2 separate regions of the Homo sapiens genome follow, and region 2 is linked to region 1. A link is a loop called in an ENCODE intact Hi-C map of the cell type or tissue named here. Cell type or tissue: breast epithelium. All regions are shown on one strand.

Region 1 (5,000 bases):
ATGGAGAGAATTTGAATAAAAGGTGGGAAAGGAGAGCACTGTTCTTTGATTGTTTATCCAGTCCAACCTGATCCATTAGGGATCGAGGTGCTACACTGGCCTCCAGGGATAAGCCTGGGGCTACTGTTGCTGGGAACTTAGGCTTAACATAAAGCCGAAGAAGGTACCTAGAAATTTGAAACTTCCCTAAAAAGCTCCTAATGCCCACCTGCTAGATAGCTTCTCTGTGGCCTCCTATTTAGCTAAGCAGCAGTGTTTTTGGATACTTTTTTTTTCTGTTTGTGAATAAGGCCAGCACTCAAGATGGGCAGCCAAGGGTGCACTGACTATTAGCTGGCCCATAGGATATCTGTAAGGCTGGTGGGACAGTTTTGGACCTGGAATCATGTGTAACTAACAAGGTTGGACGTTTCTTCCCCATCAGGGTAGAAAAATCATCTCAAACTAGCCAAAAGGCAGTTTTGGAAACTACATTGGGGGACGTTATTTTTATTTATATATGGGGCCTAGGCCAATCCAGGATGGTAGCTGGAATACCTTCCTTCTTAAAATCTGATCATGGCAGGGATATGCAGGGCACTTTTTACTATTTGGCCTTCTAAGCAGATTGGGAAGGAGGTATTTTCTGGTTTTCGCTTTCCTCCGACTTAATAGGACTTGCCTTCTCCCTGGGCAGGGAGAGAGGCTGGGTTGGTGCTCTCCCTTACTCTACTCATACTGACTTAGAGCCTCTGGCTGCTGTTTGGGCATCCAAGAAAGGGAGGGGAAGGAATGAGCTAAAAACAAAACAGAATGAGGTGGGAAAGGGAGATTTTCTTCTTTACAGAGGAAAATAGGAAACCCTCCAAGAATTGTGCAAGTAAAGACATTTGTTGAATGCACTGAGTCCCTTGGTGTAGTAGCAATAAGGAAAAATGAAATTACTTTCCTGTGCACACAGTCCAGCCTAATTGGTATGTGATGTTGCACTTAGCAGCCATGTGGTGGGCATGTGTGACTACTCTGGTTTTCACTTTAGTTTCTAAACTTTTTATCCCTCTCAAGTCCAGCATGGATGGGGAAATGTCTCTGGATCCCCACAGCTGTGTACTTGTTTGCATTTGTTTCCCTTTGAGATTTGTGTTTGTGTCCTGCTTTGAGCTGTACCTTGTCCAGTCCATTGTGAAATTATCCCAGCAGCTGTAATGTACAGTTCCTTCTGAAGCAAGCAACATCAGCAGCAGCAGCAGCAGCAGCACAATTCTGTGTTTTATAAAGACAACAGTGGCTTCTATTTCTAAAGTGCGGTCTTTCTCTTTTTTTTTCCTACCAGCAAAACAAACTTTTGGGACTGATTACATCTCTAATAGATTTTAGGTGAGAATAATACTGTAGATTGTTATGCAGGAATACTTCACAGAGCCTTCATTTATTCTTCATTCAACAAACATGCAAAGCACTGTGCCAGCAGTATTGTGGGGAGGGGAGGCACAATTCAAAATGAGGAAAATAGTGTCCGTCTCATTAAGGGAATTAAGTTTGGTGGGGGATATGATTAGCCAAATAGTCCCCTGGCATAGGAGGAAGATAATGAGGGAGTGGAATAAGGCTACAACAACGAATATAGGGAGGAAGGGACAGATTTGAGAGACGAGGTAGAATTAATAGGACTCGATGGCTGGTGGGAGGAGAAGACAGGAGTAGAGGTTAGCTCCCAGGTTTCTCCTTGACCATAGGAGTGTGTTGGGACATTCTGCCAGTCAAGATGGGGGTGACGGGGAGACTGTAGAAGGAAGGTGGGGAGTTTTTGAAGAAACAGAATGTTGTATAGACTGAGTTTTGAGGTGTTTGTGGGGCAGTAAGGGTAAGGTGTCCAGTAAACACAGGTTGGTGCTCAGGTAAGACTGTAAAACTGCATTTATAGATACAGGAGTCTTATAGATGGTAGTTAAAGCCATAGGCATGAATGAGATAGCTTAGAAAAAGAGAAGAGAAACTAGTATACAGCCCCCTAAGAAACTCAATTTAAAGGTTCGGGGGAGGAAGCAGATCTTAAGGTGACAGATCACTGGTAGACAGTTTGTGGGTTTTTTGTTTCTTTGTTTAGCCAGTTTGGTGAGGTAGGAGAAGAAATCAGAGTAGAAGAAGGTTCATGAAGGGAGTGATTAACAACATGAACTGCTGCAGAGAGGGAGTTCTTTTTTTTTCTGTGTGTTTTACCTTTCTACTCCCCATCTTTTGGGGATCTTGTAACTCTATGACTTACTTACGTTATTCTCCAGTATTTCTTGAAAATGAGCATTGGAAAAACCAATTCTAAAATGGCTAAAACTAGGACTTTCAAGTTCACCACAACTACCACCAATTAGGAGATAATTGTAAAAGAATAAACAAAACCTAATTTTGTTCCTAGCCAATATTATAAACCATGTTCCAGCATACTAGATAATAGTAGCATACTATATTTATTTCCATAATTTGTCTTCTTTAGAGCCTATGAACTCCTAGGAGCAGAAGCTATATTCTCTTCATTTTTGTCATCTCAGGGTCATGGCATATACCAACAGATCAGTATGTGCAAATATAATTGAAATAGGCTAGTAGTCTGTGGTTTATGAGTATGGGCTGGGTGGGCAGTGGATCAAGAAGTGATAGGAGTACACAGGATGAACTCAGAATTCCTGAATCTTCAGGTAAGCAGATACTTAACTACATTATCATTGTCTTTTCCCACTCACCCCAAGTTGGAGGTTCTATGGTTTTGTACTTTAAGCTGGTGGTATAATTGTCAAGCATGTAAATTCTGGCATTCTTCCTGGTACTGCTAGAGCATTGTTATTTCTATGCATGGGGGTAAGAAGGCTCAGAGAAGGATCCTGGCGGATACCCCAGTGAGAAATCGTCAGTGGCAGCCAGTGTGTACATACGTGGACCTAGCATTCCTCTGGAGGCCAAGTGTTGTAAATTGGCCTGTGGCTATCATCTGGCAGACTCCCTTGGGAAAGAGCCAGCCAGCCCCATGCTTCTTTTCAGCAGCAAGGGTTAGGGAGGTTGGTTGAACTTGAAGAGCAGATTGGACATGGAGCAGATTTTGACCAGTTGAAATAAGACATAAATTTATGACTCCGAGTGAGGCAGAAATAAAGAACTTAGCAGGGGGAATAGGAGGAGGATGATTATGGCAAATTTTGCTATAAACTTTAGTTTTAGAAAAGATTGATATTGAAAAGCCTTCAGGATTTGCCTGTGGTTGCTACTCAAGTTAAAAAGACTGGGAGCCTGCATTGTTTGGTCCTGGAGCTCAAGGTTTTCAGTGAAGGCTTGTCCTGGCACCTCTGGGCATTCCTTTTCATTACTGGTTGAGCATCCTTCCTTCTGCTCTGTCAATTGGCAAAATATGCTGGAGCACATTCTGGACTAGCAGTTGCCTTGGGGTAGTCAGGCTGGGTATTTGTTTGGTATCTCTTGGTGTAGCAGACCCCAGAATCTCATGGCAATTAGGATTTGGTGGCTAAACGAAAGAGTTAGTGCAAGGAAAAGCCTAGTTGGAATTTCTGAGTCTGGGCCATCCTTAAGCTGCTGTCTACTGCCTGAATGGGAAGTAATGTCGAATTGGAAAATTAGCTCACCATTTTTGTTCTAGCTTTGCAGACATTTATTCCTCTGATGATAGGCTGAGAAATGCCTAGGCCGGCTTAGAAGGCACACAGCATGACAGAAGTACTCCTTCAAAGCAGCTGTGTCAAGAAGGAAGAGCTGGAAAAGTGGATTTGCTGGGGAATTAGATGCATTTAGTTTTCCACTTACGCACAACTGCCTTCTCCAGTATATCATACCAAGGTTTTTTAGGCCTTTGTGGCTTACCCTGCAGGAACATACTGTGTCCTGTTGTTCTGGACTGTAGCATCTTCACCACCATCCTCTTGGCAATGGTTTTTTGTTTGGGGTTTTTTTTTTTTTTTTTTTGGACAAAGTATAATAATATTGAGGGACCTTTCTAGGGAGCCTTTGGTCCTTTGTCCCCATTTTCCAAAGGGAGGGAACTTTCCTCTTAAAAGAGACAGTGGGAACTTTTAGCCAGGTTTTTGGAAAAGGCCTGTGGGCTATTAATGAGAGTGAGCTGCAAAAGGAGGAAGGGTTTGTTTGGGTACTTTGAAGTACTTAGCTAGGTGTTTTCTACAGTATCTTATATAATTGCATCTTACAGCATCTTTACATGCGAAATAGTTTATCAGTTATCTTCAATTGCATATTACAAAATTCTGATTAAATTTTTCTTAAATAAGAAAACTATCATTTCATATGACAAGAAATCCTAATTTAATGTTACTCCAAGGTTGGTTAATTCAGTGGCTCAGTGATAACACCAAAGACTCAGTTTCTTGAAATTTTTTTGCTCTGCCATCCTCCATGTTTATCCTCACGCCAGTTCGCCTCATGGTCCCAATATGGCTACTGTAATTCTGGGAAGGAAATGCTGACAGAACCGTGTCTGGCAAAAGAGAGACAGATTTTTCTGTGTCCTTCTAAAGCAAGGAAGTCTTCCCCTGGAAGCTCCAACAGATACGGCCTCATGGCTTTGCTAGAAATGGGTCATCTCACTCCTGTCATTGGCAAAGCAAGTAAGATCATCCATCAGGAGTGGCTTAGATTAATGAATTATCCTTTGAGTCGTGTAGACTAGAAAGTTCAGTCATGTCTACTAGCAAGAAAGGAGATAAGGGCTGTTGGATAAGCAGCATCTGGTCTCAAAGGTACTTCAACTTTTACAGATGAGAAACATGAATCAGAGTGACTTTCCCAGGCTCACAGCAAGTAAGAGAGGGCCTTCAGTGTTAGCTGTGTCTGTCCCTAAAGCCCATGTTTTATATTGTATCTTGCTAGAGTATAAAGTAACTTACTTTCTACCTTGTAGAAACTGATGGTCTAGGAGAAGAGATTTGAACTCAGGTGCCCAGTTGACTCTAATCTTGGCCCATGTGAGAGGATTGTACTCAGTTGCTCTCCTCATCCAGTGATGT
Region 2 (5,000 bases), 71 kb before region 1:
GTTGTTACTCCGAAAGACCAAAGTTCAGAGGAGTTATTATGTGTCCAAGGTTATATAGTTAGTGAAGGGAAGACAAGAAGAGACTGGTGGCACAATAGCATTTGCTGGGAATTTCCTATGTTCCATCACTATGCTAGGTACGTAGATGCATTCATTCAACTAATGGTTTATTGAGACTTTGTTGTATTATGTGCTAGACACCAAGGATACAGTGGTGAGCAAGGTGGACAAAATTGCTGCTTTCTTGGAGTTTATATCCCAGTGGGAAAATAAATAATTACCCAAGTAATAATTTAATTTCAATTGTGTTTAGTACCATGAAAGAAAAATATAGGATTCTGTTAAAGCATGTTCCAGGTGGCTCTGACCTGGACCTTAAAGTCAAAGAAGATTTCTGTGCAGAAAAATGACATTTGACTGAAGCCTAAAGAAATTAGCCAGACATAGTGGGCAGTGGAAATCTTTATATGGATACTGTTAAGGATTGTGTCTTTGCAGACATTATATTATTTAATTCTTGCAGCAGCTCATTAAAGAAGTTCAGTTGGCCTGGCGCGGTGGCTCACGCCTGTAATCCCAGCACTTTGGGAGGCCGAGGCAGGCGGATCACGAGGTCAGGAGATCGAGACCATCCTGGCTAACATGGTGAAACCCCGTCTCTAGTAAAAATACAAAAAAATCAGCCGGGTGTGGTGGCGGGCGCCTGTAGTCCCAGCTACTCGGGAGGCTGAGGCAGGAGAATGGTGTAAACCCGGGAGGCAGAGCTTGCAGTGAGCCGAGATTGCGCCACTGAACTCCAGCCTGGGAGACAGCGAGACTCTGTCTCAAAAAAAAAAAAAAAAAAAAGAAATTCAGTTGAGTCAACTGATATTTAGAAGGACATAACAAATTATTCAAGAAGCTAAAGCTTAAGCCTAAGATATTCTAGAATCTAGTACTGTTTGTGCTATTTGAAACGTGTGAAGTTTGAAGTGGTCTTCTGTTACACCTGTTTTTTGTTTTTTTGTTGTTGTTGTTTTTGGTTTTTTGTTTGTTTGTTTTGCTTTGTTTTGTTTTGTTTTATTCTCTTTACAGTGCGGAAGGCAGTCATGTGTCAGGACAGAGCAACGGCCGGGATCCTCAGGCCTTGGCTAAGGCTGTGCAAATCCACCATGATACCCAGCACACGATGTATTTTGCCTGAGAGTCTCAGAAAAAGAACTCAACCAATTTGGCACCCCATGCAGCCTCAAAATGTTTCAAATGCCTACCGCCTCTAGATCGAGCCACGTTGACTTCAGGTGGTCTTCTACCAGCAGCTCGGAATAGTTGCACTGAATCTATACTTTGCAGCACTGTCTGATGCGTCAACAAAATTGAGCCATTTTTTTAAAGTAATAGATACTAATAGATTATCTTTTCTGATGCACTGGACTGAATTTTTACCTCAATGTGCAAAGGCTGATCAGCCTGAACTTTCTAAAGGACTTTACAAGAAGGGTTTCTATGGAATATTTTGCTAGCTGTGGTGTTCACCGCATCCCTCTAGTCTTAGAAGAGAAGATTATTCCTTTTTTCTGTAGTCATTGAGTGGGGTATATGCATAAGTGGGAGAGAAAAACCAAACAATCTACTTCAGTTCAGTGTAACTATTTAATTGTGTGGGTCCATAGACTTTTTAATGAAGATTTCTGACTTTGCCACTGTAAATGCCTTTAATGAGCATTAATTTTTGAAAGTTTTACAGAGTTTTATTAGTTTTACTACTTTATCTTATTGATCTCTGCAGACTTGTGCTGGTGCAAGTACATGCTGACAGGCAATTTGCACTATATTTGGCTGCAGATTCAAATAGGCAGTTCTCTTATTTGGTCGACTTTTGTGAATGTGTGACATAAACAGATGTAATGCATGTCACAGTGACGGAGATAACACTGCCATGATAAAAGTACTCATGTTTCCCCTATTTGGAAAAAAAAATTGCTTTTAGTATTTTTCCAAGTTTTCAAAAGTGCCCATTTTATGCTGCTGTGTGGTTTGTTAAATCTAAATGATTTTTAAACTTTTCTCATAGAAACTTAACTTTGGCAATAAACATTTTTTAAGGTCTCTCCTCTTCCTTCCCCAACAATGTAGTTTTCTAGATGAGATTTCAGTATGATTTTATCAGCTATTTCTTATATATCATAATCTGGCAATTTCTGAAACCAGTCAGAAAAGACATATATTTCCATGCCTTTTTAAAGAATTATTTTTACCTGTTTTATATTCACAGTTGGTGTCCTGTCACTTTGTTTTAAAATAAGCTAGAACCAGGATGCTTCCTTATTGGAAAGGCTTTGCCAGTCCTTAAGGTACAATGAGTGATGCTGCAACTTGCAAATGTACCAGCATTTAAAATTTCTTTTCCTGGGAATCAAGGTAACTCACACGACTACTTGCAGTACAAATTTTTTGCTTCTCTTTCGACATGAAATGTACTTGGTGGGTTTTCCTTCCTTTTATTAAACTAAAACTGTGTGGAAAAGGTTGATTTTTCTTAATAGATTCTGGATTCCACTCACAGGGAGATGGGATTCCTTTCTTGTCCAAACAAAGGGAGTTGCTCTAAAGCGAGCATCAGTTAAAATGTAGGGGAAAATGTATTCTGTATGTAGTGTAGATAATACTTTGTGAATGGACAACAGTTACATAGTGTCTTGGTAGCACCAGCCAGTGTTTCCCAGCCCAGAGTTTACTGACTTGTAATTCTCTATCCAGGACATCAGGAGTGAGGGATGGAAAAGGGGATAAAAGGCCTGGAGCCACACTCTATATGGCTGAGGAAGGAGCTAGGGAAAGAGATAGACACAATGGGGTGAAAACAATTTTGCCGCCCCTGCCTGGAAACTGCTGGTGGGGAAATGATGGTGAAGGGTGTTTGCTTGAACTCATGAGACGGTCCAAATCTCATAAACTAGCCTTCTCAAAATCCCAGCAATATAAAGCACTGTTTTTCTTCAGTCGTTTAAATAAACTTGTAAATACATTGAAGTTTACATTTCCATGTGCTGTTGATCAACGGCGCCACCTGTGTTTGCTGAGACTGGTCTCTGAGAGAGTTTTATGTCGATCGAGGCCTGTTGCTCATTAAGCTGAGTGCAGACGTCCTTAATCCCTGCAGATAGTGGGATGAAAGCAAGTTCTGTAAAATGAAGCACAACATAGCCAGGAGTGAAGAGATGGCAGATGTTAATTTCTTAAAATTTTCCTTTTTTTTTTTTTTTTTTGCAAATACCTCACTTGGATAATACAAATCAGGACATGTTGGTGAGGGGCTGGCTGCTTGGCTGCTGCTTTTATTCACACTTGTTCAGGGAGAGCACAGAGAATACCCTTCAGCATGGCCACTCTGGACCCAAGAGGAGGAAAAAACGGAAGCTTTTTTAGGAGAAGGAGGACTTGCTGGAATCCAAGATGTGAAGAACTCTTGGTGACTGGCTGGCTGGCCAGCGGGCACCACACCTGCACTTGAGTGCCTCGGGCTTGCTTATTAATAACGCACAGAAGAAGCATCACTTCTCACCATCTCCTGGCATGTATGGAGCAGGGAGCAAGGCTATGTTCCCGAAAGCCCTGATTAGCTTGTCTTGCTCTACGCTCGACCTCGAACAATACAGCTTGTAAGACCTCAGTCAGTCCTGGTACACTGGGGTAAATCAGTGTGGTGGTGGAAGAAAAGCCGGGAGGCCTATTTTTATAGGAAAATAGTACCATTAAAGGTGCAATGCTGTCATTTTGGACAAAAGGAAAGAAATTTGGAAGAGCTGGGATTATTGGCAAAAACTTGCTGAGGGGTGAATCTTTAGAGCTAATCACTGCAGAATCAGAGTTGCAGCAATATGATTGCAAGCAAGTCTGAATGCATAGTTTTACTTTAATTCGGCTTGACAATTTGAATAGGTAACCCCCTCGGGACTGACTGAATCGTTATGCATGTGTCAATCAATGGGAGGTGTGCATTCTCTAGAAGTAGTTTTAGGCTGTTTGGTTTGGTTTTGGTTTTGTTTTTTAAATGCAGCCTGTTGAGGCACTGTCATGTGGTGTGAAAGATTTAAATGTAGCAACGCTAAAGAGTAATAATTTGGGGATAAGAAGTGGGGACATTGGCCGGGCGCGGTGGCTCACGCCTGTAATTCCAGCACTTTGGGAGGCCTAGGTGGGCGGATCAGCTGAGGTCGAGAGTTCGAGGCCAGTCTGACCAACATGGTGAAACCCCATCTCTACTAAAAATACAGAAAATTAGCTGGGTCTGGTGGTGGATGCCTGTAATCCCAGCTACTCGGGAGGCTGAGGCAGGAGAATTGCTTGAACCCAGGAGGTGGACGGTGCAGTGAGCTATTACTCCAGCCTGGGCAACAAGAGCGAAACTCTGTCTCAAAAAAAAAAAGGGGGGGGGGGGACATTAAGAGAGTGGTGATGACCCAAATGTTGAACCAATTATGTTTTGGTGGTGGTGTTCTTAGCTGTTGAATCCTGAATGGTTTATAAAGTGAACTAGCTGGCTTAATGCAGCCAGCGTTCTGGGCAGCAGAACATATTCATTCTTACTGTAAATTCTATTTGCTGCTTCCAAAGGTGATGATTTTCAAGCAGACATGTTCTATATGGTCTGTGTTTTAGGATCTGGTGCCCAGCCTCTATCAGAGCTTGCCTACCTGGCAAAGCTGCCTACCCTTCAAGTGGGAAAATATAATCCACTGTTTAACAAGGCTCACCCTCTCCACCCTGTCCTAACGACCTTTTGTGAATGTGCTGTGATATTTTCTTGCTCAATAGCAAGGTGGTAGCTCTGCTTTCATTTTAAGAAAGTGGAGGCTGAGGGCATTGTATCAATACTGTTGCAACTCCAAGAAGTTTTCCTTGTAAAATTAAAGGAAAGATCTTGTTATTGATTAACCATTTTCTTATGCCTTGCTATTGACATATTCATGCTCTTTCTACGTCTAGTGGCTGAAAATGTTTGCATTTGTTCATTTGAC

Evidence for each region. Peaks named below come from ENCODE experiments on the same cell type or tissue, not always from the same donor. Only the 100,000 strongest peaks of a DNase experiment are listed, where the experiment ranks them.
Region 2: it touches region 1 in a loop (22-fold over the local background); 2 of 110 quality-filtered maps call a loop at or near these places.

What each region holds. Positions count from the first base shown.
Region 1 is chr1:35,923,019-35,928,018 of GRCh38, forward strand. AGO1 (argonaute RISC component 1) reads left to right here. Exons shown (of 19, transcript NM_012199.5): 19 at 1-5,000. Among named protein-coding and RNA genes, the nearest start is that of AGO3, 5.6 kb to the right of the region's middle. In breast epithelium, no CTCF peak of the experiment used is centred here; a DNase peak (open chromatin) is centred at 2,968; H3K27ac peaks cover 686 bases.
Region 2 is chr1:35,852,423-35,857,422 of GRCh38, forward strand. AGO4 (argonaute RISC component 4) reads left to right here. Exons shown (of 18, transcript NM_017629.4): 18 at 1,075-5,000. The coding sequence ends at 1,183. Among named protein-coding and RNA genes, the nearest start is that of AGO1, 28 kb to the right of the region's middle. In breast epithelium, no CTCF peak of the experiment used is centred here; no DNase peak of the experiment used is centred here.